4 separate regions of the Homo sapiens genome follow, and regions 1, 3 and 4 are each linked to region 2. The links are chromatin contacts, found by Hi-C or POLR2A ChIA-PET in ENCODE. All regions are on one chromosome and are shown on one strand. Each heading gives the region's core, a stretch centred on a gene start or an enhancer-like site at or near the end of the contact. The rest is flanking DNA. Distances are from core to core; before and after follow the strand shown. Region 1 holds the start of MNX1 (motor neuron and pancreas homeobox 1). Region 2 holds the start of PAXIP1-DT (PAXIP1 divergent transcript). Region 3 holds the start of LINC01003 (long intergenic non-protein coding RNA 1003). Region 4 holds the start of DNAJB6 (DnaJ heat shock protein family (Hsp40) member B6).

The links. A loop is a pair of places that touch in the nucleus more often than their neighbours do. ChIA-PET counts read pairs that join two places held with the same protein, here RNA polymerase II (POLR2A). Pooled maps may share reads with other maps.
Region 1: a pooled map shows a loop between it and region 2 (8-fold over the local background). The contact joins the promoter of MNX1 here to the promoter of PAXIP1-DT in region 2. A Hi-C loop is called at or near these places in 4 of 37 single-sample maps with no recorded cell type and 4 of 50 pooled maps. POLR2A ChIA-PET finds 5 or more read pairs at or near these places in 1 of 52 experiments (OCI-LY7).
Region 3: a loop to region 2 is called in a map of CD4-positive, alpha-beta memory T cell, with 16 times the contacts of the local background. The contact joins the promoter of LINC01003 here to the promoter of PAXIP1-DT in region 2. A Hi-C loop is called at or near these places in 1 of 168 maps with a recorded cell type or tissue (CD4-positive, alpha-beta memory T cell), 2 of 37 single-sample maps with no recorded cell type and 12 of 50 pooled maps.
Region 4: a loop to region 2 is called in a pooled map, with 7 times the contacts of the local background. The contact joins the promoter of DNAJB6 here to the promoter of PAXIP1-DT in region 2. A Hi-C loop is called at or near these places in 2 of 37 single-sample maps with no recorded cell type and 7 of 50 pooled maps. POLR2A ChIA-PET finds 5 or more read pairs at or near these places in 1 of 52 experiments (naive thymus-derived CD4-positive, alpha-beta T cell).

What each region holds. Positions count from the first base shown.
Region 1 is chr7:157,009,268-157,015,939 of GRCh38, reverse strand. It overlaps MNX1 (motor neuron and pancreas homeobox 1), which reads left to right and starts at 5,277. Exons shown (of 3, transcript NM_005515.4): 1 at 5,277-6,280. The coding sequence starts at 5,590. It overlaps MNX1-AS1 (MNX1 antisense RNA 1 (head to head)), which reads right to left and starts at 5,083. Exons shown (of 2, transcript NR_038835.1): 1 at 4,633-5,083; 2 at 1-51. RefSeq lists silencers at 4,866-5,475, 5,986-6,055, 6,066-6,115.
Region 2 is chr7:154,998,049-155,004,682 of GRCh38, reverse strand. PAXIP1-DT (PAXIP1 divergent transcript) reads right to left here and starts at 1,250. Exons shown (of 1, transcript NR_028090.1): 1 at 1-1,250. PAXIP1 (PAX interacting protein 1) reads left to right here and starts at 1,559. Exons shown (of 21, transcript NM_007349.4): 1 at 1,559-1,834; 2 at 5,899-6,033. The coding sequence starts at 1,754. RefSeq lists an enhancer at 163-664 and silencers at 909-988, 1,009-1,698, 1,729-2,098, 2,269-2,418.
Region 3 is chr7:152,457,993-152,465,373 of GRCh38, reverse strand. It overlaps LINC01003 (long intergenic non-protein coding RNA 1003), which reads right to left and starts at 1,250. Exons shown (of 1, transcript NR_027387.1): 1 at 1-1,250. RefSeq lists enhancers at 325-824, 825-1,326 and a silencer at 599-1,618.
Region 4 is chr7:157,332,235-157,339,330 of GRCh38, reverse strand. It overlaps DNAJB6 (DnaJ heat shock protein family (Hsp40) member B6), which reads right to left and starts at 2,327. Exons shown (of 10, transcript NM_058246.4): 1 at 2,187-2,327. RefSeq lists enhancers at 1,095-1,144, 1,873-2,376, 2,377-2,879, 5,149-5,228 and silencers at 1,805-1,994, 2,055-2,264, 2,455-2,614.

The DNA of each region.
Region 1 (6,672 bases), core at 4,028-6,527, 2.0 Mb before region 2:
TTGGTGGCTACCTTTTTTCTGCCAACAGTCTGCAGAGGGCCCTGCGTGAATCTGGAATAAAATAAAACAAAATAAAATGTTTGTAGCAAAGAGAAAAAGACTCCAGAGAAGGCTTTCATTTCTGTGGAGGGTTGTTATTCCCCCAAAACAATGAAAGGGGCTCAAAGGAGCCTCTCTTCCCTCCCAAGGTTTGTTTCTCTTTATGACACAAGAAGCTTCGAAGAGGCTGGAAAGGATTTCACCTTGTGTCAGAAGGAGACCTGGGCCAGAAGCTGAGCCCAGGGTGGCCAGGCCTGTCCCTTCCCTTCAGGGTCCAGGGAAGCTGGGAGGCTGCCCAAGGTCTGGAAGGAAGCAGAGATTTTTGTCTCTGGAGGAAATTTCCAAAAATAGAAGGCCCCTGGGTCACTGAATTTGACTAATTTAAATCCTGTGGCATCTCCCTAACTTCTCGCCAAGCCCCCCTGGTAGGGGCTGGTTGTTTGCAGCCAGGGCTGGGCTCAGAGGAGAGGGTCAAGCCAGTGACTTGGGGTGTTCTGGGGGGCTCACATTGCCAGTGCAGCCTGGGTGGTGCTGGCCATGCGAGAGGAGTCGGGGTGAGGGTGCCCTCTAAAATGGCAACAGGAAATCCAGGTTGCAGGGAGAGGCTGAGGAGGAGGGGCTGAGGGAGAAAACCCATAGAGCGGAGCACACAGCAGACCTGGGCCCACCTCAGGCCCCGCCTCGGTTTGAGGGTTTGAGCTGCAGGTCTTTGGGTTGCTAATCCTGAGCCTACCCTTTCCAGACTCCTTTAAGGCCCAGCTCCCAGGGGCCATAGAGGAGGTCAGCAGATCAAAGGACAGCATGAATGACTTGATGCCTTTGGCCCCCATTGCTCTGAAGGGGCTGGGGTTGGTGGGGGGACCTGAGCAGATGTCCCCAGCTCCGGTGAGCCTAGGCCCTCTCCACAGATTCTCCTTCCCTCTGAGCTCCAGGAAGGAGGTCGGAGCATCTCCCAGCAGTTCCTGCTCTGACCCTCTGGGCTCCCACTCCAGCCTAACTAAGCTACTTCCTGTGCCAGGGGCAAGTCCCATCTCAAACTCGTGCTTAGGTCCCTCCGGCCAGTTACACAGCATCTTCATGCCTGTTTCCTGAAGAAAGCCTTGACAGTTTACATTGAAACGGAACTGCATGAGTCCCCGAAGACCACATGGCTTCAGCAGGACAGGACTAATGTGCCTGGGCCCCTCTGCAGCCAAGTCCTCTCTGTTGGCCCTGGGCTTCAGTTTTGGAAATGCAAGATCTGCCCCCTGCTTCAGCCACCCAGTGCCCTTCCAGGCAACTGCTCCATTTCACATGGAAAAAAAGCAATATCTAAATGATAAATAAATGCATGATACCTGCCTCGCATCTTGTGAATATGTGAATGTACAGGTTTTTTCCCCAGTCCTCACGGGTTCCCAGTTGTGTGTGTAAGTCCAGATGTAAACAGACACAGACTACAACGGCGTTTTCTTTTGTGATGGTTTGTAGAAATCACCATCTCCTTCCCAAGTAGTGGAAGGAAGGGCAGCTGCAGGCACTCTTCAGTTCCTTAACAGGAGGCCTGTAGAAAGCAGGCTCCCGCGCTGGGCAGGGAGGAGCTGTGGTGGGGGCCAGCTGATTAGGGTGCACCAGGCCCTCTCTGCCTGTCTTGAGAAACCAAGAGCTCCAGGGAGAACTCTCCAGGGCTGAGTTCTGCCCCTGGGGCCGCTGGAGAGAAAACTCACCTGGAGACTCAGGTTTGGTAGCACTACTAGGATCAGACCTTTGATCTCTCTTTGTGGCCCTTCCCAAGACCCAAGCCCAGCTCCAGACTGCCCCAAAGCCAGCTGGGCTGGATCAATACAGATACTGGGAACAGGAAGAGACCCAGCAGGCTCCGCCTCACACATTGTAAACCACACAAAGATCCACACTTCCCAGATAGCTCCCTCTCTCCCCCACACCTGCCTCTCTCCATGCAGCTTTACAGAGAACCTCCTTTTTATATTAACATATTCTTAAATATAAGCAGAACATCTGATCATTTTAAGGCCCTATAGCTCCTTAGAGTCCATTTGGTCCAACCCCTGCTTCTGTAGACAAAGAAACAAATCCATCGAGATAAGGAGCTTCAGATTCCTGAAATGGCACCTCAGCCAGAGGGGCGGTCCGGACAGGACGCAGGGCTGCTAGGCTAGGCCTCCTCGGACAGCCTTGCACAGCCCCACAGGTGGTACAGACACCTGAAGGACCTGCACACGTGTTGTCCTGTCTGTGTTTTCAGGGAGGTGTCCTCAGCAGGTCTCAGGCAGAATAGAAACATGAGACAGGGTGTGAAGGGGTTTTGGACCATGGTTATTACAGAACAAAAAGGGGTGAAATTAATTCCTCTAGGAGTTAAAAAAAAAAGCCAGAAAACACCCACTGTGATTTTGTTGAAGGAGATGGCTGATGTCATGAGTCTAGACTACACACCCCATCACCAACTAAAATCACCCTGGCAGTGTGTATTTTTGGTTGGAGAGAGGAACAGCATCTTCTCCAAGGTCCATCCTGGGAGATTTCTTCTGCAGCCACTCCCTTCCCCCAGCTCCCTAAATCATTGACCTCAGGACCAAGCAATCTGCCCCCAGCAGATGGGGGTGATGAGAAGAGAAAGGCAAGTCAGCCTTGGTGCCAAACCCCTGGAGGAGGAGGCCAAGGCTGTGTTCTCTACCCTGGGGAGGCAGAGTCACAGCTAGGGCTTCCTGCCTGGGACAGGTGGCTAAGAATCTCTGGTCTCCTTTACAATCCTTCCCTCCCCAAAAAGAAACAGATGGGATGGGGACTCAGGGCTAGGTGTACCTGAAAGCTTTGAGGGCAGCAGGGTGGGAACAGTGTGGCCTCTGCAATCAGACCTGGTCCCACTCCCAGCTCTAAGGCCAAACTGTCTGCTGGGAACAAGGATCCCAAACTCTCTGAACTTGTACTCTAGAAAATGGAGATGATAGCCCGGGCACGGTCGCTCATGCCTGTAATCCCAGCACTTTGGGAGGCTGAAGTGGGTGGATCACCTGAGGTCGGGAGTTCGAGACCAGCCTGACCAACATGGTGAAACCCCATCTCTACTAAAAACACAAAAATTAGCCTGGCCTGGTGGCACATGCCTGTAATCTCAGCTATTGGGGAGGCTGAGGCAGAAGAATCGCTTGAACCTGGGAGATGGAGGTTGCAGTGAGCCATGATCATGGCATTGCACTCCAGCCCGGGCAACAAGAACAAAACTCCATCTCAAAAAAAAAAAAAAAAAGTGGGGGGCGCCTGGCGCGGTGGCTGACTCCTGTAATCCCAGCACTTTGGGAGGCCGAGGCGCGCGGATCAGGAGGTCAGGCGATCAAGACCATCCTCGCTAACACGGTGAAACCCCGTCTCTACCAAAAATACAAAAAAAAAAAAGAAAGAAAAGAAAATGGAGATACGGAGATGATAAAAATCTTCCTTCTAGTGTCATAGTGAAGATTACGGATGAGAATTGCAGAAAGCTCATAGCACATAGTAGGTGTTCAAGAAATGCGCGTGTTTCCCTCTCTCCAGTGAGAGGTAGAACTGCATTTGTGTCACCACAAAGACATCTAAAGGCACGACAAACTCCATGTGAATGCCTGGGATTTCTTTTTACCAGTGGTCGGCTCTGCAAAGCCAGATCACATTTACTCCAAGTTGCAGTTACTCATCCATTGCCATCCTCCTAACCTTCCAACCAGTCCTGTGCATCTGGGAACTACCCTGTGTTATAATGAAAACGATACCACTCATGGCAACAGAGTCACTGTCATCAACTCTCGCCTAGGTCAAAAGCCTTTTGAGGAGAAGTGGCAAGGTCTCTATATTTGCCTTTTTAAAAATCCCTCTTGTAGCAACCTGGCGTGCTAATTTTGAAGTTTACCTGGCACTGAGTTTCTCTTTGGCTCTCTCCCCTCTCCACAGCCCCTTCCGGTCCTTTATTCACCTCTCACCTGCATAGCAAGCCCTGGAACCTGGAACTCCCTCCCAGTTCTCACGCTTGCTGGGGAAGATAACTGGGTCTAATGGCGCTATTGACAAAGCCTGGTGTTGATGCCGCTTGACTTCCCGACCCCTGTGTGGATTCTTTCAGCTTCAAAAACGCCCTTGGAAGTGGTTTTACTGTAAATATTTGAAGTGTGCGTGTGGGGGAGGGGTGAGACCTGGATGCTCACTCCGTGCCTCGCTCACTCACGGGAAGCCCTTTCCTCTCCACTTCCCAGGAGGCCCCGGCAGCACGAGAGACATAGCCTTTCCCCGCTCCTGCCCGGGGACTGGCCGGGGGTCGCAGCGGCAGGGCTTCCGAAGGATGCCGGGCCCCACGGGTTTTTCAGGGCCGAGGTGTGTGGGCCTTGACTCCCGCAAGCCCATGGGCATCCCTCGGCAGCGAGGAAGAGCCTTGTCACCGAGGACCCGCTCCACTGAGCAGGCACGTGGGCGACGTCTGCAAGCCGACTTGGGTTCTGCAGGCCAGAGCGCCCAGATCTACCGTCTCCGCCTTGACTGGGGCAGGGGCTCCCAGAGAGGATTCGTGGAGGCCAAACTCACACTCACATGCGCGTTTACACCCCCACACCCCCGCACACACACCTGAAAATGCGGGGCCTTCCCATAGCAGATAAGGTTCGACCTGCAGAGCTTTGGCCACGGGGACAAAACCCTCCCCTGCTGCGCCCTGGAGGCCCGAGAGCAGGGAGGGCTTGGGAAACACCACGGTCTTCAGTGCGCTGCCGTCGCCTCGCAGAGCGGCCAGGTCTGCGCAGCGTGGGCGCTCAGGAGCGTGGAACCACCGCGCTCCGCAAGGCAGACGTGGACCCACTCCAGCGCCGACAAGGAGGCCGGAGAGGACGCGCGCAGCTGGCTCCAGGGACCAACCAAGTCCGGAGGGGCCCACGTGTCTCGGGAGCGGGTCTTGGGCCGCCGCGGGGCTCTCCAGGGGCCCGGGGGTTGCCAGTGCCCGCCGTCCGGCTCCGCACCCAGGGGAGGGCGGGCAGAGGCCCCAGGTTGAGCCTCGGAGTATCCACTCCCCGTTGGTGTCCCCGCCCGCCAGCGCCGCGCAACAGCCCGGGCTGCTTAGGACCTCGCGGCGCGGGGGCGGGGCGGCGGGCGGCCGGGACGGTGACAGGTGCGCCCCTCGGCCAATGGCGGAGCCCGCGGCCCTCCCCGGGCCCCCGCTGCGCGCGCCAATCGGAAGCCGCGCTGAGCTTCAAGTGCGCGGAGGGGCGCGGGTCCCCACCACGGCGGCAGCGGCCTCCGCGCGGTCGCCTGAGGGCTGCAGCGCAAAGAACCGGGCTCCCGGGCCCGGACGCGGGGAAGCACTCGCGTGGGAGTTTGTGCGAGCGCGGCCCGGGGCGGGGCCCGCACGGAGGAGGCGCCGGGACCATGGTCACCCTCGGCTGAGTTTCCGGCGGCGACTTTGATTATTGGCAAATAACCACCATAACAATACCGAGCCCCCGGGCTTGCACCGCACGCACTGACTCCGCGAGCCCGCACACGGCCGCGTCGCCCGCCACCGGGCCCTGAGCGCCAGCCCCAAACGAGCCGATGGAAAAATCCAAAAATTTCCGCATCGACGCCCTGCTGGCGGTGGACCCCCCACGAGCCGCCTCTGCGCAGAGCGCGCCGCTGGCCTTGGTCACGTCGCTCGCCGCCGCCGCATCTGGCACCGGAGGTGGCGGCGGCGGCGGCGGGGCGAGCGGCGGGACTAGCGGCAGCTGCAGCCCCGCGTCCTCGGAGCCGCCGGCTGCGCCCGCCGACCGCCTGCGCGCCGAGAGCCCGTCGCCGCCGCGCCTGCTGGCCGCGCACTGCGCGCTGCTGCCCAAGCCGGGCTTCCTGGGCGCGGGCGGCGGCGGCGGCGGCACGGGCGGCGGGCACGGGGGGCCCCACCACCACGCGCATCCGGGCGCAGCGGCCGCTGCCGCCGCCGCCGCCGCCGCCGCCGCCGCTGGGGGCCTGGCGCTGGGGCTGCACCCTGGGGGCGCGCAGGGCGGCGCGGGCCTCCCGGCGCAGGCGGCGCTCTACGGCCACCCGGTCTACGGCTACTCCGCGGCGGCGGCGGCGGCTGCGCTGGCGGGCCAGCACCCGGCGCTCTCCTACTCGTACCCGCAGGTGCAAGGCGCGCACCCCGCGCACCCCGCCGACCCCATCAAGCTGGGCGCCGGCACCTTCCAGCTGGACCAGTGGCTGCGCGCGTCCACCGCGGGCATGATCCTGCCTAAGATGCCCGACTTCAACTGTGAGTACCCTGCGGCCCCCGTGGATGCGCGTGGCGGGAGGGCCTCGCGCATCCTCCACCGGCACCGCCTGCCCCTCTCTGCGCTTGGCTCCCAGCGAGCGGGGGAAGAGCTGCGAAGCCGCCTCGGCTCTGCCCGGGGCCTGCGAGGACTCGCCCGGACCCCCAGGCATGAGACGGGCAGCGAATTATTAAAATGGCCATGCGCAGGCCTTGCCTTCTCTTCCTCTCTTAACGGGAAGGGGCAGTTGGAGGTGTGAGACTGAGATCTAATGATTAACCCGAAGGCTGCAGGAGAAGGAAGTCGCCGGGGGAAGGCGAGCCGAGAGCGCCCTGAATTAGGCAGGCCCGGGAATGGGGGTCAGGGCTTATCACCGGGGAAAGGAACTTGGGCC
Region 2 (6,634 bases), core at 1-2,500:
GAACAAAGGCCAACTTAAAGCCTGGAAAGTGATCTAATCTGTTAAATTAGTGTACCGCAGAGTAATTTTGAAAGCCTTCTCGTTTTGTTTTGTTTTTTTTCAGAGACAGAGTCTCGCTCTGTCGCCCAGGCTGGAGTGCAGCGGCGCGATCTCGGCTCATTGCAACCTCCCCCACCCGAGTTCAAGCCATTCTCCTGCCTCAGCCTCCTGAGTAGCTGGGACTACAGGCGCGTGCCGCCACGCCCGGCTAATTTTTTGTATTTTAGTAGGGACGGGGTTTCACCGTGTCGCCCAGGCTGGTCTCGAACTCCTGAACTCAGGCAATCCGCCCACCTCGGCCTCCTAAAGGATAGGATTACAGGCGTGAGCCACCGCGCCCGGCCCCTTCTCTTTTTTAAAACCAATTTCACTAACATTTACTTAAAAATGATTTTCTGCTTGGCAGAAGTGACTTAAGGCATGTGGGGGAGACACTGCGGGTCTGTCTCAGATTCCTTTAGACACCAATGCTCCACAGTTTTACGACTAGGTAATAGTCCGATAATCACCCATGAGTTCCTGGACTCCGGTTTGTTGTGGGATTGGAAATAAACGAGAAAGGCTGCGTTCATCATCATGGCCTTAATTTCTTCTCCCAACTTCCGGTCGTGCAGGTGTCTTGGGCAGGTGATCCCGAGGCCACTCTGCCGTGTTCTGTGAATCTTGGCGGAAGGGAGGCGAGCTGTAAATAAAAGCGTGACCATTAGAATCGCCGCTGTGTAGTATTAACCTGTTGAGCGCGGGGCTTCCCGGGGCTGGAGCTGCACCGCGGGCTCTGCTGTCTGGGACTCTCCTCCAGCGCGGACCCGACAGGACGCCAGGGACCAGGCCGGTCCGGCCGGGACAGCGGGGCCTCGGGCAGCGACGGGGCCGGGCCTCCCCCCAGCACGTCCCCAGCTCGGGCACTGAGGCCTTGCGGAGACCCCAGGACTCGCCGCGGAGGCCACCAGTGCGCGTCTCGCGTGGCGCTACGGCCTCGGGAATTCCGTCACGGCATAGCCGGGTCCAGCGCGGTGTAGACCGGGGCCCCGCGCCTTGCTCGGCCAGAGCGGCTCAGGTACTACTCCAGGTCCGGCCGCACTCGCGGCCACTGCGAACAGCCGGGACACCCAATCCCACTCCGCCCAGGGCCAAGAAGCCCGAGGAGGCCGCAGAACCGCTCCCGCTCCCACTCGCGGCCCCAAGGCCCCACCCCCCCCTCCGCCGCGCGCATGCGCCGCCCCCGAGCAGCCGCATGTGGCGACGGGAGGGGCCTGCCAGCTCCCCTCCTCCCCGGGACCGGCTCACTCCGGCCCCGCCGAGGGGGGAGCTGGTTTCCCCTCGTCCTCGGGGCCCCCTCGTTGCAGAGCGGCGGCCACGGAACCGCAAGGGCCAGAGCGGGCTGCCGGCGCCAGCTACCCCGGAGCCGTGGCTGGCGGCAGAGGCGCGGGGCGTCACTGGAGGCCGGGCGGCTCCTCGGCGCTCCCCCTCGGTGGCCGGGGCGGGATGGTGCGTCCCGCAGGGCGCGCGCGGCTCCCGCGCTTCGGGCGCTCGGCGCGGGCGCGGGCGGGGGCGCGGAGGGCGGGGGAGCGGACCCCGATTCGCAGGACCGGGCCCGGGCTGCGCGGGCAGGGCCGTTGGCGGGGCGAGTGGGGGCGCCGGGCGCCGCGGGGGCCGGGGGCGGGGGGTGGGCGGGGCCGGGCGCCGCCGCGGAGCCTCCCGGGCCGCCGCGATCATGTCGGACCAGGCGCCCAAAGTTCCTGAGGAGATGTTCAGGGAGGTCAAGTATTACGCGGTGGGCGACATCGACCCGCAGGTACCGCGCCCGCCCCTGCCGCGGCCTCCTCCCCCGTCCGCGTCCCCGTCCGTCCCCGTCCCCGTCCCCGTCCCCGCTCCTGCCGCGGGCGCGCGCCGGGCGCAGAGCGTCGGGTCCGCCGAGGCCGCTGGCCTGACTGCGCTGAGGGCAGGGGCGACCGCGGGGTGGGCGCGGGAGGCCCGGGCCCGGGGGAGTGCGGGAGGGAAGGCGGCTGGGGCTCTGTACCTCGGCCCCTAGTGCGCGCCCTGAGCCCCCGGCCTGCGGCCCTGGGGTCGCCGCCCCCGACCCACCGGGCCGCCTCGTTCTCTGCTCCTTTGCTGAGCGGGACGGGCGCGGGGTCGCGTCTCCCCATTCCCCGCGCCGGGCGTCTCGGCTCCCGGGAGAGCAGCTCCGAGGGCGGACGAGGGGCGCCGGGATCCCCAGCCGGGGCAGCTCGCGCGGGGACCCCAGCCTCGCTCGGCCGGCGGGGGTCGTGGCCGTGCACCGGCTTGGCCGCCTCCGCCACCCGGGCAGCTGCCGTCCTGTGCGGGGCTGAGGAGCGCTCCCTTCCAGCCTGTGTCCCTGCACGTGGGGGCTGGCATTCGTCTTCCTTGATTTTCCCACTTGGACGATTAATTTTACGGTACCCTGGTAACACCATCACATTACACATTTAATTTTGTGTAGTTTGGGCTCACGCCAAAGGATATTGTGGGTTTTCCTTAGTATTCCTATAATAATATATCTGTTTGATGTCACACAGTTATCAGTCCGTGGTAGGAATGCATCTTAGTTGAATATCCTCTTCAGGTTAATCTTCAAAATATTTCCTTCTTAAAAGTTTAGCTGTACAGTTGTGTTGCCTTGGGTGTGACATCAGTGGCCCCCACCTTGGAGGATGGGGATCCCCAGTGATCAGAGTTAGGCCTGGAAGGGCGGAGACTCATATTTCGCAGATGAACTTGGATGGTGTAGAAGGAATTGTAGAAGGCTGAGTGATCTTGGCCTTCTTGAGGTTCGTCCTTGTAACAACTTTTTGGACCCTTTTTGCCCTGTAACTTTAGGGTAAAGAGACTTCAAGGCCGGGTTTACCCCTGTAATCCCAGCACTTTGGGAGGCCAAGGCGGGTGGATCACCTGAGGTCATGAGTTCGAGACCAGCCTGGCCAACATGGTGAAGCCTCATCTCTACTAAAAATACAAAAATTAGCCGGGCGTGGTGGCGGGCGCCTGTGGTCTCAGCTACTCGGGAGGCTGAGGCAGGAGAATTGCTGGAACCTGGGAGGTGGAAGTTGCAGTGAGCCGAGATCGCGCCACTGCACTCCAGCCTGGGCAACAACAGCTAGACTCCGTCTCAAAAAAAAAAAAAAAGCCTTCTATCTTTGAATTTACAGAGTAAAACAGTTGCTGAACACGGAGCGATGAAGATGAGTGCCTGTAACAGTGTTAGCTTTTTCCAGTATTGATGATTCCCCCGCCCCTCTTTTTTTTGTTTGTTTTTTTGTTTTTGTTTTTTGCTATCCACCATTTTTCTCTTCCCCCTCCTTCCTAGCCTTCGTGTTTCATTTTAGGACTTTGGCTCTTATAGGGGACTTGAACCAAATGTTACTTAAAACCTGGAACAAGTTGAACTGGAACCATATTTACTCGACTTTGAATCAAATCTAAGTGCTTAAAAATGTCCTTGGCAAACCACTTTCATCTGAAACAGTATATTTTCTGAAAAGTTTTGAGCCTGGACATCTGATTCTCTGACTCTTATGACTGTGGATTATAAGTTCACATGTTGACCATCTAATATGAGGCAGGCATGGACTAGGTGCCAGGTATAATACAGAGGTGAAGAGGACATGGTACCTGCCCTTTAGCGCCCCTCATTGGTGGGGGAGGGAGCACACCTGGACATATCACAGTACAAGGTGTAGCAGATTTCTCCACTGGGGTGCAAAGTAGACACCACTGAAATGTCACTCAGTAGATGTCATTTCAGTTGGGTTTTGAGATAAGCAGAAGTTAAGAACATGAAGGAATATTTTCATGTGGAGCGTATGTGCTGAGGAATGAAGGCATTCATGCGTTTGGGATACATCAGGATGATCACTATATCTGGAACAGAGTGATATGAGATAAATCTATTAAGATACTCAGTAGTGTGGAGATTGAAGAGAAGCTATTGGTTTTGGCATCCTCAAAGTTCGTGAAAACCGAGTAAAGTGTTTTTGGTAGAGTGTTGGTGGAAGGGGCTGGATTGCAGGGAGTTGAAGAGTGAATGGAAACTGAGAACAGAAAGGTTAGACTCTTCAGGAAGTTTGTCCTGAGAAGGAAATAGAGAAGGTGCCTGAGGAAGAGAGGGCTGGGGAGGGATCTGTGTTGCATCACAAGCGCGTGGAAGGATGTGGGTGACTTTACTGTTTACAGGTGGAGGGAACATAGCTATGGACAGGGAAACTCATGAAGAAGGGAGTAGGATCAGAAACAGACTGGAGGATAGGAAAAGGAGGGGTGCCTTTTCTGAAGACCAGTCGAATGGATGCGTGAAGCTAAAAATGCTTAGAGGTCAAGGGAAGGAAGAAAGGTAAAGTGGCCCATGGCCAGTGACCGCTGTTTTTTCACTTACTAAATATTGAGCCTCTGCTCTAGTTCATATCTATTAGTGGTCGGTAAAGTATTCTGAAAAGGTTGTCTAGCTTGTGGGTGACTTTATTTTTTTTTGAGGTTGGAGCAAAAGTTTAATAAGTGAAAGAAGAAAGCTCTCTGCTGCAGAGAGGGGACCTGGAAGAGCGTTGCCCTGGTGGGTCACTTGAGCTTTGTGGGCACCATGTCACTTTGACAGTTGGTGTGCACTGTCAGCTTAGACACTGCCCACCTCTTCTGAAGCACTTGACTGTCGACTGTTCCTTAACCCTCACTTCCTTGGCTTCTGTTGACGCTCCTCTCCTGTGATACTGCACTTCCCTACCTGTCCCTGAAGTATCAGTTGCTGTGTCTGCTCTCTAGCTCCCCTCCCATTCTGCACTGCGACCACCTTCACGCTCATGGCTGTGGCTCCCATCTATGTAACAATGCTGATGACTTTCTGTCAGGGAGATCCACATCTTTTCCTAGCTGCAACTGGATGCCTCTTGCCAGATATTAACACGACCCCCAAAGAATGGCATGCCCAAACTAAAACACGTCCTTGTGTCCCCACCTGCCAGCCTTCTGATGTGTTCCTCAGTGAGTGGTACTCACCACCATTTCAGTCTGGACTTTGCTCTTTTGCTTATACCCCTTCCAGACACCAAGGCTTGCCGATTCTCTCACATCTTCCTCCTTTCTGCCCATCAGGACATCACTTTAGTGGATGCCTCTTTCACCTGGGTTATTGCACTTGTTTCTTAACAGGTCTCTTGTCTTTAGTCATCTAGCCAACCAAACACAGCCAGCCCACCCAATCCTTTCTTTTCACATGGACTGTCATCTTTGTATGAAATCTGTGCTACTTTTCCTGTGTGAAATCCTTCAGTGGCCCTGCATATACCCCAGAATGAAGCACAGACTTTTTTGCATAGTGTGTAAGAAAGCCCATTTACGGTCTGCTCTGTATTCACCTGTTCAGTGCCTTCAACACTGCTCCCTCTTCCTCGATGTATGGATTTTTGCCTAACACCCAGACGTTTATGAGGGTTCTGCTCACATATCTTGTCTTCCAGAATCTTTCCCTAATTATGAAACTCCCCATGTCCCAGTCTTTAAGTTGGAAGCTCAGGAGCACCATGTGCGTGGCCCCACCGCAGCAGTGGTTGTGCTGTCTCCTGGTTTGTCCAGCCCATCTGTCTTGAGGACAGACCATGTCCACTACTGGACTCACAATAGCCTCCATTACTTGGTCATTGACTTGGTCAGTGAATCAAGATTTGCTGCTTTTGATTGTCCCCGAAAGTTTCATTGGCATATTATTCAGAGTAAAAGGCTGTTAGTTTTTATGTGGGGAATATGGTGTGTTTTTATTAAAAAGTACTATTATGCCCAATAATTATTTCTGTAATTCAAGAGTACAGTACAGTATTGCCCATTTTAATTTGTGTGGATTTTCTTGTTTTTTAGGTTATTCAGCTTCTCAAGGCTGGAAAAGCGAAGGAAGTTTCCTACAATGCACTAGCCTCACACATAATCTCAGAGGATGGGGACAATCCAGAGGTGGGAGAAGCTCGGGAAGTCTTTGACTTACCTGTTGTAAAGGTCAGTAGTAAACATAATTTGTTTTATATCTTTTCCTCAGTATCTTGCAAGCAGTACATTGAAGTTTCACTATAGCTCTTTTCAGGGTTTTTGCTAAAGTCCTGTTTTATTTTATTTTTATTTTTTATTTATTTATTTTTTTGAGCTGGAATCTCGCTCTGTTGCCCAGGCTGGAGTGCAATGGCACGATCTCAGCTCACTGCAACCTCCGCCTCCCGGGTTCAAGTGATTCTCATGCCTCAGCCTCCTGAGTAGCTGGGATTACAAGTGCCTGCCACCACGCCTGGCTAATTTTTGTATTCTAGTAGAGACAGGGTTTCAACATGTTGGGCCAGGCTTGTCTTGAATTCCTGACCTCAGGTGATCCGCCTGCCTCAGCCTCCCAAAGTGCTGGGGTTACAGGCATGAGCCACCGTGCTGGCCCTAAAGTCCTGTTTTGTGTGGAAAGTTGCCAGATAACTGTGGACATCTTTAACGTCTGAGTAACTTCCCTTAGCTTCAGGTCCTTTCAGCTAAACCAAGGTAGAGCATGGCTTCTGTATGTCGTAAGTAATCCTAGGCCATCCTTTATGCCTGCTGCAGAACTCGTCCCACGTTACCA
Region 3 (7,381 bases), core at 1-2,500, 2.5 Mb after region 2:
ATGTCTGAAAATGAAGTATTTTTATCTGTTCCGAAACGCCATAATATTGCAAAGAAGCATTTCAAATTATTGTTGTGTGAAATGTTCAAATTTAGCATTCAAATTTAGCGTTTTCCCACATTTTACCCTTCAATTTACACAATTTGGAAGAAGAGTAGATGAGTTGGTCATTGTTACTTAAAACAATGCGTCACCTTGTTAGGGAAAGAAATTAACATAATGGTCAAGGAGTGATAATTAAACAGAACATGACATTTGCTGTCCATTCAATGTTAAAGTTCTAAGCAAATTAGCATGGAGAAAAGGGATGGGTAGAAATAATAACAGAGCACTAGTTGATTAGTCCGCCTCCACATCCACGCTGCAGGCGTTGGACAGATCCGGCTTTACTGAGTCCACCATGCAGGGAAATGGACGCGCGGGCTAAGCGGAATCCCAGGGGCGCGATCGCACCGGCTGGCGTTCCAGCAAACCCTGCATCCCAGGCCCTGGATTCAGGCTGCCTTCTGAGTCTTTGACTTATTTTCCTTTGCCTGGAAACAGAACGCCGCGGTCCGTACCGGAGAGGGAGAAAGTGCAGGACGACCCGCCGGGAAGACCCGAGCGCGTGCGCCTTCCCCGCGGCTCCACGGGCACAAAACGGTGGCTCCGGAGCTCCTAGACCCAGGCAGCCCCAGCTGCGCGCGCGCCTCCCCCCGAGCGCGGCCGGGCTCCCGCGGGAAACAAGCGACCGCGGCACGCGTGGGCGCGGCGGGTGGGTGCCGGCGCCAGGTTCCTCCCGGCTCCCCACTGCGGATCCTCGCGGCTCCTCCCGGCTCCGCCCAGCGGCTCACCCCGCGGACGGGGATCCCTCCGCCCACCGCCGGCCCTTCCGCGCCAAGTAGTGCGACCCCGGCCCCCGCAGCTTCCGCCAACCCAGGCTCGCGAGGACGAGTCCACGGTCGCGGGCGAGAAGGAGCGACGCAGAGACGGCCGGGGGCGCGGGGCAGTCCCGAGGTTTTCCCCGCGAGGCCGCGGGGGGTCTCCCAGTGGCCAGGGAGAGAGCGCGCCCAGGTCCGCGGAACCACGGCTCCTGCCGCGGCGAGCGGGCCGGGAGTCTACGGTCGGGGCAGAGCCGCCCGGGAAGCCGCGCGAGGACGGCGGCCGGCGGCCGGCGGCGGAGGCAGGTGTCCCGAGGCCTGCCCCACCCCCACTACCGCGGGCAGGAAGAGGAAGGAGCCGCGGCCGTGCCTGGCGGGCGGGGGTGCCCGACCCGCGGAGCGCGTGACCTAGTTCGTCCCAAAGTGGATTTGACAGGTTGTCAGCTCCACTCCCCGCCCCCACCGCCTTCCGGGTCTCCCTCCTCTCGGGGGGAGGCCCACCGCCCGCGGTCCTCGGCTCGGCCTCCCATTGGCTCTCTCGCCGCCTGGCGCCCCGCCCTCTCGGTATCACCCTTCCATTGGCTTGGGACCCCGCCCCTGCCCCTAACTCACCCTCCCACTGGCTTCGTGCCGCCTGGCACCCCGCCTCAGCCCAGAGGACCCGGCCCGCCCTCCCATTGGCCTCGCACCGCCTAATTCCCCGCCCTCGCCCCGGCCCGCCCTCCCATTGGCGTCGTTTCGCCTAGTGCCCCGCCCTCGCCCCGGCCCGCCCTCCCATTGGCCTCGAGCCGCCTGGCGCCCCGCCCCTTCCGCGGGCCCCGCTCCCAGCGCAGCCCGGCTCTCTGCTTGTCTGCGGGTTCCTGCGGGCGTTCCTCAGTGTCTGCCTTCTTCCTTCCCTCTTGAGTGTTGCTCCTCTTCCTCTCCTTTTTTCCATGTCTCTCCTTTTTCTGATCTCCTCCCGTTTCGGCAGCCCGAGCGCTCTTGCCCGGTTGCACCCCGCAGCCTGAGCTGGGCTCCCGGTGCCGGCTGCCTGAGCTCCAGGACCTGCCCTGGGGCCCCCTACAACCTTCCCGCCGCTCCCGGAACCTGACCCCTCTGTGCTTCACTTCTCGGTTTTCTTCCCTGAAATAAGCAGCAGCGAATCCCTTCTCCAGGTTTTCTCATGTGTTCAGTCTGCAAGGCTTCTCCCTTTCTCCACCCTGCGCCTCGGTTTCTCCCCCGCTTCCCCGCCCTCCCTAAACTCAGCCAAGTGGAACAGATCTCCCAGCAAAACAAGGCAGAGGGCGAGGATAAAAATGATAAATGTCAATATCAACATTTTTATTGCTTTAGGTTTTTAAAACAGAAAATTAGCAGGAACGCCCAGATCGACCCAGACCTAGGATCAAGATGGAGTTTCTTAAAGTACCAAGTGAGACTGCAGTGACAAAGTCGATTATCCCAGCAATATAATCAGCTTTGCCTGGGGAATTTACTTTTACTTTGTTTTTATTTGTTTGTTTGCTTTGAGATGGAGTCTCGCTCTGTCGCCCAGGCTAGAGTGCAGTGGCGCGATCTCAGCTCACTGCAACCTCCGTCTCCTGGGTTCAAGCAATTCTCCTGCCTCAGCCTCCCAAATAGCTGGGAGTACAGGCGCCCACCACCATGCCCAGCTAATTTTTGCATTTTTAGTAGAGACGGGGTTTCTCCATGTTGGTCAGGCTGGTCTCGAATTCCTGACCTCAGGTGATCCGCCCGCTTCGACCTCCCAAAGTGCTGGGATTACAGGCGTGAGCCACTGCGCCCGGCCTACTTTTAGTTTATGCAGTATTCTGGCGATTTAAAGTTTGTATTTTTTTTTTAATTTTCTGAGCTCGTTTTGTAAATGGCTGCTCTTGAACGTAAGGATAAATTGACTGATGAGGCTGAGGTTTGGAGCCAATCCCCGCACAAGGCATTTGGCATCAAACACGAGAAACCCTTGGCTATTCAAATGAGGAAACTCAAGTAACTTTCCCAGGGTCACTAAAGTCGGAGACCTCAAACGTGGACCCAGGTCAGGCTCCAGAGGTCCACCAGGACGACCCATCATGGCTCATGAATGTATCCGTAAAAATGGCAGAACTGCTCTTTCCAGCTGCCTTCCTACCTATCATGGGGGTCCTAACCGAGCTCCCCATCATGACATTCAAGGCCTACCTTATAGGATCCCTGCCTTACAGGAGCAGTTTCAGTGCAGCAGGCACACTGACCACCTTTCTGCCAAGACCTTTTTGCCAGAGGGCCTTTGCACTTGAATTTCTTTAGACTTTTCGCCTGGCTTAGCTCGTCTGTCACCTTGGGGAGGCATTTTTCTTTCTTTCTTTGTTTCTTTCTCCTTTTTTTTTTTTTGAAACGGAGTCTTGCCCTGTCGCCCAGGCTGGAGTGCAATGGTGCGATTTCAGCTCACTGCAACCTCCGCCTTCCAGGTTTAAGCGATTCTCCTGCCTCAGCCTCCTGAGTAGCTGTGATTACAGGCACGTGCCACCAACCCTGGCTAATTTTTGTATTTTTAGTAGAGATGGGGTTTCACGATGTTGGCCAGGCTGGTCTCAAACTCCTTCACCTCAGCTTACAGGTGTGAACCACTGGGCCCAGCCTCTCCTCTCTTCCCTGCTCCCCTCCCCTCCCCTTCCCTCTTCTCTCTCTTTTCTTTATTTTTCTTTCTTTCTTCCTTTCTTCCTTCGTTTCTTCGTTTCTTCCTCCTTTCCTTTCCTTTTCCTTTTTTTGAGATGGAGTCTCACTCTGTCGCCCATGCTTGGCTCACTGCAACCTCTGCCTCCCAGGTTCAAGTGATTCTCCTGCCTCAGCCTCCCTAGTAGCTGGGATTACAGGTGCCTGCCACCACACCCAGCTAATTTTTGTATTTTTAGTAGAGACAGGGTTTCGCCATGTTGGTCAGGCTGGTCTCGAACTCCTGACCTCAAGTGATCTGCCCACCTCAGCCTCCCAAAGTGTTGGGATTACAGGCATGAGCCACTGCACCTGGCCTCTTTTTCTTTTTTCTTTCTTTCTCTTTCTTTCTCTTTCTTTCTTTTTTTTTTTTTTTTTTTTTTTTTTTTTTGAGACAGGGTCTCTCTCTGTTGCCAAGGCTCCAAGGCTGGAGTGCAGTGGTGCAATCTCGGCTCACTACAGCTTTGACCTCCTGGGCTCAAGTGATCCTCCCACCTCAGCCTCCCAAGTAGTGGGGACTACAGGTATGCACCACCACACCTGGCTAATTTTTTTAATTTTAATTTAATTTAATTAATTTATTTATTTTGAGACAGAGTCTTGCTCTTTCACCCAGGCTGGGGTGCAGTGGCATGATCTCGGCTCACTGCAACCTCCACCTCCTGGGTTCAAGTGATTCTCCTGTTTCAGCCTCCCAAGTAGCTGGGATTACAAACACCCACCATGGTGCCCAGTTAATTTTTGTATTTTTAGTAGAGACGGGGTTTCACCATGTTGGCCAGTCTGGTCTTGAACTCCTGAGCTCTACCTGCTTTGGCCTCCCAAAGTGCTGGGATTACAGGCATGAGCCATGGCACCCAGCCAATTTTTTTTGTCTTTTTTTTTTTTTTTGTGGAGTCTGGGTTTCACATGGTGAAACCCCAGGCTGGTCTCAAACTCCTGGGCTCAAGTGATCCACCCACCTCGGCCTCCCAAAGTGCTAGGATTCCAGGCTTGCACCCCCTCGCCTGGCCTGGGGGAGGCATTTCTGACATTGTACCTAAAGTACCTTTCCCCGCTCCCTATCATATCACCGTGTTTTCCTCAGAGCTCTTGGCACAGTCTGAAATCATTGTTTACTTACTTATTATGGTCTGTTCTCCTTCATCTCCCTTCCACCATTAAGATGTGAGCTGCTGGACACAGGGGCCTTTTCGGTGTTTTTTCTGAACTGTATCTTCAGGGCACAAGGTGAGTGCTCAACAAATCGTTGATGAACAAATGAACAGGTACATTTGCTGTGACCAAATGGACTAACCAAACTGTCCTTCCCTTTGGATTCTGCCACAATTGTATAGACATACCTATAAGTAAGAAAGTTGGGAGAATAGCTATTTTGTTTTTAAATATTTTGTGTTTCTTTGATTCGTGTACTTTATTTCCTGCAATTTTTGAAAACAAATTAGCAACTTTAATTTGTAACAAAAGGATTAAATAAATATCCTCCCCCCCTTTTTTTTTAATCCTGCTATTTCGTGACAAGGAGAGTGGGAAGGCCATTGTCCCAAGGCCACTGTGTTGCCTACTTTTTTTCCAGCTGTTCACAGAATGTAGCCACTGGCCTTGCCCTCACCCTGGCCCCAGGTGGGCAGATAGTTGGCAGGCAGCCCCTTTCTCCAGAGCAGTCTCAGAGGCTCTCTGCTTGGCAGAGGTTTAGAGTGGGGGAAGGGAAGAACTACTGGTTCAGTGTGACCATCCCTGCGGCTCAGCTGCAGCCTCTGCAGTGGTTAAGTGTCATCCCCTCAGGGCAAAAAAGCAGAACATAAGAAGGCCTCTCTTAGCCTCCTCCTTCCTCCCCCTCAAACATACTTCTGGGTTCTGTTCATCAGCTAGATCACAGTCTGATCTTTATCCGGAACCTTTGCACGTGGGGCCCCTTCCACATGCTGAGGCCAAGAGAACCCTAGGTCAGTTGCTGGAGACTTGTAATTTAGTCCTAACTGGCCCCCAATAGGTAATGTATGCTGGGCAAGGTCTAATATCCTCTCTGGGTCTCAGTGACATCATCTGTCTTTGCCTATGTTGTTTATTCAGAGTTTTAAGGATACGGTATAGACGTCTCAGATTTTAGCTGCTAAAAACTATCAGTTCCAAACAAGAATCCTGAGGCTTCCCCTTAGGGCCACAGAGAGGCTGCCAGTAGCAGCAGAAGCCAGTGCTTCCTAATGTATGTTCAGCAGGAGAGAGTGTACTTCTGTTCCGGCATTCCAGTTCAGAGCCCCCAAGTCACCCAATGACTATGGCCAGAAGAATGGAAAGTGTCGATCAGAGTACATCCTTGGAGCAGGGGTGGTGTCGCCTTCTCCATTAAGTGTGTATGTAACTGAAATCTCAATACATTTACGCAGCGGGATGGAGGACAATGCTGAGTAGGTATTCAACAATGCTCTGGACTGGCGCGGTGGCTCACGCCTCTAATCCCAGCACTTTGGGAGGCTGAGGCGTGCAGATCACCTGAGGTCAGGAGTTGGAGACCAGCCTGACCAACGTGGTGAAACCCTGTCTCTACTAAAAATACAAAATTAGCCAGGCATGATGGACGCCTGTAATCCCAGCTATTTGGGAGGCTGAGACAGGAGAATCACTTGAACCTGGGAGGCGGAGGTTGCAGTGAGCCGAGATTGCGCCACTGCACTCCAGCCTGGGCAACAAGAGTGAAACTCCATCTCAATAAATAAATAAATAAATACATAAATAAATAAATAAATAAATAACAATGCCTCGTGAGTAACTGGCACAGTGCAGGACATATCGCATAGCTGATGTTAGCCATTGCTATTGGCAGCAAAGATAACACGTTGTGGGAGAATCAGCCTGGCACCAAGTCATTCTCTCAGGTCCCTAATCTGCCACTAACTACTGTCTTAGTGATGTCAGACAAATTATGGAAATTATACAATTTTAGAAGTGGAAGAGTTCTTAGAGGTCACAGGGCTCAATCCTTCATTGGACAGACTTGGAAACTGATACCCAGAGACAACAGTCTGAGTCTCAGTTTCTTCCTTTGTGAAGTGAGGCTAATAATACTGGTCATGTCTACCCTTGATGTTATGATGAGGATCAAATGAGGTACTGTTTATGTATAAGGCTTGGAAATGCTATTCTTTTTTTTTTTTTTTTTTTTTTTGAGACAGAGTCTCGCTCTTGCTGCCCAGGCTGGAGTACAGTGGTGCGATCTCGGCTCACTGCAATCTCCACCTCCCAGGTTCAAGCGATTCCCCTGCCCCAGCCTCCCAAGCAGCTGGGATTACAGGTGTCCACCACGCCTGGCTAATTTTTATATTTATAGTAGAGATGGGGTTTCACCATGTTGGCCAGGCTGGTCCTGAACTCCTGACCTCAGATGATCCACCCGCCTCGGCCTCCCAAAGTATTGGGATTACAGGTGTGAGCCACCGCCCCCGCCTGGAAATGCTATTCTTATGGGAAGCATTTTATTTGTGTTATTATTAATGTAGTAATTATGCCTCATTAAGGGGAGAAATGGAGAGTGCCTTCAAAGGATAAGCTTACTTGGTTCAAAATGAATAATGGCACTTGAGAGTGTGTGGTGTGTGTGTGTGTGTTCGTGTTCTTGTTAAGATGGGGAAGGTGTAGTTGAGACATGGCCCTTCGTGTACCATTAAGGAGTGGCATAGGGAATTGTTCTTAGGATGAAAGAGATTGGTGTGGTAGTTGGCTATAAATTGAAGTTGTCTCTCCTTGACTGACATTTGAGGAGAGTTGCTGACCTGGTAGGGCAAATCAAGTACTAGGAAAAGGCAACCTCTTAGAGAGAAATCGCATTAGGC
Region 4 (7,096 bases), core at 1,078-3,577, 2.3 Mb before region 2:
CAGAGCAAGACTCCGTCTCAAAAAAAAAAAAAAAAAAAAAAAAAAAAAAGGTGCAAACAGACCATTCCACCCCCACCTCAGACCTGGATTTAGGTTATCTAGGTTGAAGACTGATGAGGGTGACGGGTACCACTGTCCAAAACAGAGTTAATAGAAGGGAATTACGGGCTTGCTTAAAAATGAAAGCTAATGTACGCCACTCAGTAACAGGTATCACACTGTAATACCATATGCATATTTTAGTCTTCACAACATTCAACACTCCCCACCTAGTGTTCCGGAAAAACTGTCCTACAGCCAGAATTACTTCCCAAACCTAACACTTTCATATCCAGAAGAAAATAAATTTTAAAACACTGTTTTGAAGAGAGTGCTGAACTCATCTCAAATTCTTTAAGAGCTCTGCCCTCTGGAATTCCCAACTTTCTCACCTTCCACAGCACAGATGAAGCCTGGACACTTTCCAAAAGCTTCCCAACCCCTTTGTTCTCCCACTTCCTGTCAAATCTCCACATCTACCAACTTAAGGCAACTTACTTCCCAAATTTCACAGCCTGCGTAATCCACAAAAACCCGCAGCTCGCTGAAGCGTGCATAAAAACTATTCATCCCTTTATCACGGAAGGCAGAAAGAAATGTGAAAGCACAAACTCCAAGGGAGCTTAAGGCCCTCAGGAGTGGAAACAAGTCTGGAGTCGGCGAGGCGCGGTGGCTCGCGCCTCTAATCCCAACACTTTGGGAGGCCGAGGCAGGCGATCACTTTAGGTCATAAGTTCGAGACCAGCCTGACCAACACGGTGAAACCCCCGTCTCTACTAAAAATACAAAAATTAGTCGGACATGGTGGCGAGCACCCGTAACCCCAGCTACTCAGGAGGCTGAGGCAGGAGACTCGCTTGAACCTGGGAGCTGGAAGTTGCAGTGAGTGGAGATCGCGCCACTGCACTCTGGCCTGGGCAACAGAACAGACTCCGTCTCAGGAAAAAAAAAAAAAGGAAGTCTGGAGTAAACCCAGAGAGAACGCGGGACGGGTGGACTGGCGGAGGAGTAAGGCGGCTGCATATAATTCCTTTCAGAAATCATGAATCGTTCTGATACGCAACACTATTTGGAAAAGTGCGGTTAAACACGAAGCAGCAGCAATCAAGCTTTAATGGTTAACGTCTGTTTCCTTTCTTCGGTCTTCACTCTAACTTTTCTACTAAATCAATAATTTGGCTTAAATTGTAGCGACAAATCCTTACTAAAATTCGCAACTCAATAAAAACGTTGAAAACTACAAAGAGCGCCGCTCAGCCTACTCTTCCCAAACAGGCTGAAGCCTCCGAGCTCGCAGGCGGCACCCCTTCGGTGGTGGCACGATCGTTCTACTTGCGCTGTTTCCTGCCCCGTTTACGTGAGAAGTTAGCACAGAAGTTTACGTCTGACTAGCAAACCCATCCTTTAAAAAATTCGCTAGTGCCAAAACCTTTCTCGAGCCAATATATGATTTGCAGTTTACACTGCGTGTGTCACTGACCTTCCTTAGGTAAGAGTTAATGTAAACTTCTTATATAAACTTCAGTTGCATCAACTACGGTGCAGATTCTTTAACGCAAAGCAAAGCAGACAAACATTCTGAGTGAGAAAGGCAGCCTGCTCTTCCACAAACTTCTGAACAATCCGTCCGGAGTTCTAGAAACAGGGCTTTGCGGTCCCCCACCTGCTTCTTCTCCCTCCGAACTTGGCGGCACGGCTGCGGCATTCCTGCTCCGCAAGCCACTCCCGTTTCTGGTTTCAGACGCGAGTGCGGGAGCCTTAGAAAAAGAAGGCGCTCCACGCCTCCCACGCTGCCGGCCCCGCCGAGCCCCAGCCGAGCCCCAGCCGGCCGCTCCCAGGCCGGGCCCCACCCCCAACCGCCGCCGCGGAGGCTGGGCCGCGTTCCGGCAAGGACGCCGGGCGGGGAGGACGCGGCCGGGCGGCCCCAGACCCCAGCCCCGGCCCCGGCCCCAGACCTGACCCAGAGGACCCCGCCCACCCTTCGCCCCGCAACCCCGGCCACGGCCCCCGCCCCGTCCAGTCCTTTCCCCGGCCGGCGACCCCGGTCACCCCCCGCGCTGTTGCCAGGCGCCGGGTGAGGTCCGCCGTCTGCCGGGCGCGCGCGGGGCCCTAGGCGACCTCCCCCGACCCTCGGAACAGACCCTCACCGAGGACAGAAGCGGCCGGTGGCGGGACGCAGGGGAGGCAGGGTGACGGCCCGAATCTCCTCACAGCTCCAGGACTGCTGCGCTGGTGGTGGCGGCGGCTCCTCGCGCTTTCCTTTCTCTCCTTTCTCCAACAACAAACAGGAAATGCGTCACGCGGCGGCGGCACGGCGGCGTCAACTTCCGCCCGACCCTGACGCCGCGCATGCGCAGTTTCCACTGCCCATACCGCGGGCCCAACCTCGGGGGCGCCCGCCCCACCTTCGCGAAGGTTCTCGGCTCTTCCGCCGCCCCGAAGAGCCCAGGAGACTGGGGGCGAGGGGGCGGGGAAGCCCAGGGCGAGGGGGCGGAGCTCGGGGCCGGGTCTACGGTACCGGGGAGCCCAGACGCGCGGAAGGCACAGAGAAGGCCGAGAAGATTCCAAATGGCACTTATTGTTGGGCCAGAAGGAGCCCATTCTGGAAACCGCGAAGTCGTCGCGCCCTTCATCTTCCTCTTGACCGGCGGCCCCCGGAGCGCGTCTGCCGCCTCTCGCTCCGCGGTCCTGCGGTGGAGCTGGGTGGCATCTCCGCACAGCGGGACGAAAGCTGGGGCGCGGGCGCGGGCGCGGGCGGAGAAGTCCCCGAAGGAGAAGAAGAACAAACCAAGCGGCGGCCAGCGAAGGCGGGCGAAGGCGCCGGCCCCCGCTTGTCAATTTAGGGAAGCCCGGATACCCTAAGTTCCCCGGCGAACGGGAGCGCGTGGAGACTTCGCCAGGGAATAGTGACTGAAGGAAACGGAAGCAAACTGTGGCAGAAAATACAGATGAAGCTTTTTAGGTTAAATCGTGGCAGTAGTTTTTCTGAAAACGCGGCGCATTTTGATAGCTGGACTTTAGGTCATCCCCAGGCTTCCTAGCCTTTCCCGCGTCCTCAGGGGTTCTGGTTCTAACCCTGGAGACCAACACCACATGCGTGTAGATGGTGACCAGCAGGAGCAGGGAGTCTCAGACCCAGTGCAGTCAGACAGGCTCCCATTCCCAGTAGCGAAAGGGTCCCGCAGACCCAAAGCCTAAGGAGCCAACAAGCAGTTCGTCCATGGAGCCTGGCCTGGATCTCCCACTGTCTTCCTCTCCAGCATTCAGCCAGATGTTTGCTACTGTGTTGTCTTAGTCCTGGCCCACCTTATCCTTTCCTTTAAGAAATAAAAATCTCAACTGGGTGCGGTGGCTCACGCCTGTAATCCCAACACTTTGGGAGGCCAAGGCGGGCGGATCACCTGAGGTTGGGAGTTCGAGACCAGCCTGACACATGGAGAAACCCCGTCTCTACTAAAAATGCAAAAAAAATTAGCCAGGTGTGGTGGTGCATGCCTGTAATCCCATCTACTGCAGAGGCTGAGGCAGAATAATCGCTTGAACCCAGGAGGAGGAGGTTGCAGTGAGCGGAGATCACACCATTGCACTCCAGCCTGGGCAACAAGAGCGAAACTCTGTCTCAAGAAAAAAGAAAAATCCCTTTTTGTTACACCTTTCCTGAACTTCAGATCCTGTGGCATGCTGACACTGAATTCCGGGGGCCTGCTCAGCCACCTTCTGAACTAACAACGCTTATGAATTCGTGATCGTTTAAGCCTGGGAGATATTCAAGTAAAAGGCACTTTAACACTTGAATCACTTTTGGTTTAAAATAGCTCGTTAGTAATGAAAGAGTTGGAGAAATGCCACCCTGAATTATGCCATATTAGGATACTGATTACTAACTAGTTCACTGATTACCACATTAGTATGCCCTCAAACTGAGGGCACATGGGGACCTGCCAATGCAGGGAGGGGCATTCTGTGAATCCCCCATTATTTACATAAAGACAGATCATCCCAAAGGGACTCAATTGTCTTGACCCCCTCCCTGGAAGTCTCATCCAGGGAAGAATGAGCCAGGATCACGGGAGAAGAGCTTCAAGGGACGTCAGCTGCACACCCAGACAGATTTTGCCACAGGCCACCACCTATTCTGAAGGCAAAAAATCATTTTCTCTCCCCTGAGCTGCCTGCATCTGCCTCCCCTCTCTTCTATGAAGGGGCTGTATAAGCTTCCAGATCTCACTGGATTCTGGGATGCCCTAGTACATGTTATAGATTTGTATACTTTTTCTCTTACGAATCTGTCTATTGTCAGCTTAGTTCAGAGACTCAGTTGTGAAACCTTCAGAGAGTACAGGGAAAATTTTCCGTCTACACCTGCCTCATTTTAGACAACTGGAACACTTGGTTAATGGCTGTAATTGTTATACTTCAAAATGAAATACTGCCCTTTTTTTTTTTTTTTTTTTTTTTTTTTTGAGACAGGGTCTTGCTCTGTCACCCAGGCTGGAGTGCAGTGGTTCAATCATGGCTCACTGCAGCCTTAACCTCCTGGGCTCAAGCAGTCCTCCTGCCTCAGCCTCCCAAAGTGCTGGGATTACCAGCATGAGCCGCTGTGCTGGGCTCATTTTTTGTGTTTCTTAAACTTTAATTGTATTACTGCATGTCATTTCTAGCAAATGATCAGTTAGCAAAGGAAAATCTGACTGGATTCTCTATTCTTATTTGAGACTGAGTCTCTCTGTCTGTCCTCCAGGCTGGAGTGCAGTGGCACAATCTAGGGTCACTGCAACCTCCACCTCCCAGGTTTAAGTGATTCTCTTGTCTCAGCTTCCTGAGTAGCTGGAATTACAGGCATGAGCAACCATGCATGCCTAATTTTTTGTATTTTTAGTTGAGATGCGGTTTCACAATGTTGGCCAGGCTGGTCTCAAACTCCTGACCTTAGGTGATCCACCCACCTCAGCCTCCCAAAGTGCTGGGATTACAGGCATGAGCCACCAAGCCCAGCCTCTATTCTCTTTTTTTACTGGTTATATAAATGACTGTTCAAAAGGAAGAAATAATAGTTTGTGTTAGTATGGGCATCTCATAATAAAACCTAAAATAATCTCAGCAAAGACTGGAATTTCAGATATGTGCACAGCTTGGCACTGTCACATGTAACCTATCTGCTTGCAGATTGATGGAGGTTTAGTTCCATCTCAGTGTGGACAGACAGTACTATCATGGGACATTTTACATGTCAATACGTCCCTACAGTGATTGTGAGCTCATCTTGAAATGTAAGCAGCACAGACATGAATTTTACATTGTAAGTGGTAGGCTAGCCACAAATAGCTTTTCCCCCTTCGAAAAAGAAAATATATGTGTGTGTATGTGTGTGTGTGTATATATATATACACACACACACACACATTAAAACGCGTATCAGGCTGGTCACAGTGGTGCACACCTGTAATCCCAGCACTTTGGGAAGCTGAGGCAGGAGGATTGCTTGAACCTAGGAATTCCAGACCAGCCTAGGTAACACCGCAAGACCCCATTTCTACCAAAAATAAATTATTTTTTTCTGGCACTTTGGGAGGCCGAGGCGAGAAGATTGCTTGAGCTCAAGAGTTCGACAGCAGCCTGGGCAACTTGGTGAAACCCCATCTGTACAAAATATAGCAAAATTAGCCAAGTGCGGTGGCACACACCTATAGTCCCAACCACTCAGGCGGCTGAGGTGGGAGAATCACCTCAGCCCAGGGAGGTCCAGGCTTCAGTAGAGCACCACTGTACTCCAGTCTAGGCAACACAGACCCTGTCTCAAAAATAAATACATAGAAAATTATGACCAGGCACAGTGGCTCACGCCTATAATCCCAGCTCTTTGGGAGGCTGAGGTGGGCAGATTACAAGGTCAGGAGTTCGAGACCAGCCTGGCCAACATGGCGAAACCCCATGTCTACTAAAAGTACAAAAAATTAGCCCGGTGTCGTGGCACATGCCTATATTCCCAGCTACACAGGAGGCTGAGGCAGGAGAATTGCTTGAACCCGGGAGGCAGAGGTTGCAGTGAGCAGAGATCGTGCTTCTGCACTCTAGCCTGGGTGACAAAGCAAGACTCTGTCTCAGGAAAAAAAAAGAAAAAAGAAAATTTTCTGGGCATGGTGGCACACACCTATAGTCCCAGCTACTCAAGAGGCTGAGTAAGAGGACCACTTGAGCACTTGAGACTAGGAGGTCGAGGCTGCAGTGAACAGTGATCATGTCATGGCACTGCAGCCTGGGTGCCAGAGCAAGACTCTGTCTCTAAACAAATACATACATAATTTTTAAGAAGCATGTCAATACAATAAATTTTATCATGAAGAAAAGCAACCAGTACAAAACAAGGTCCCCATCCTGATGGACTTCACATAGCAGTTAGGGAGGACAGGTATAAACACCTTGGAGATTAAATGGTAATATTTAATTAACTCTTTTGAAACAACGAGGTCTTTCAATGACAAGGATTTATCCCAGAAAAGATTTAAGTAGGAGTGAAAAGTCTTTGGAGACCGAGTGCGGTGGCTCACGCCTATAATCCCAGCACTTTGGGAGGCCGAGGTGGGCAGATCCCCTGAGGTCAGGAGTTCAAGACCAGCCTGGTCAACATGGTGAAACCTGGTCTCTACTAAAAATACAAAAAGTAGCCGGGCGTGGTGGCGCATACCTGTAATCCCAGCTACTCGGGAGGCCGAGGCAGGAGGATCACTTGAACCTAGGAGGTGGAGGTCACGGTGAGATGATATCGTGCCATTGCACTCCAGCCTGGGCAACAGGAGTGAAACTCCGTCTCAAAAAATAAAAGAAAGAAAGGAGGAGCGTGGAGAATGTGGATGGATTTGGGGTAATGGCTTGCAGGGAGCCCCGGGGGTTGAGGGCAGCTGAAATGTTCAAGGCCAAAAGTGGACCGAGAAGCTTCATGGGCCAGCAAGCACAGAGGCTGCAGGGCAGAGGGAAGAGGACCCAGTGCTGACTGGGGCCAGACTGGAGGCTGAGTGGCCACAGGGGTGCGAGGCATGGTTCCCTGTGGTGCCCACAT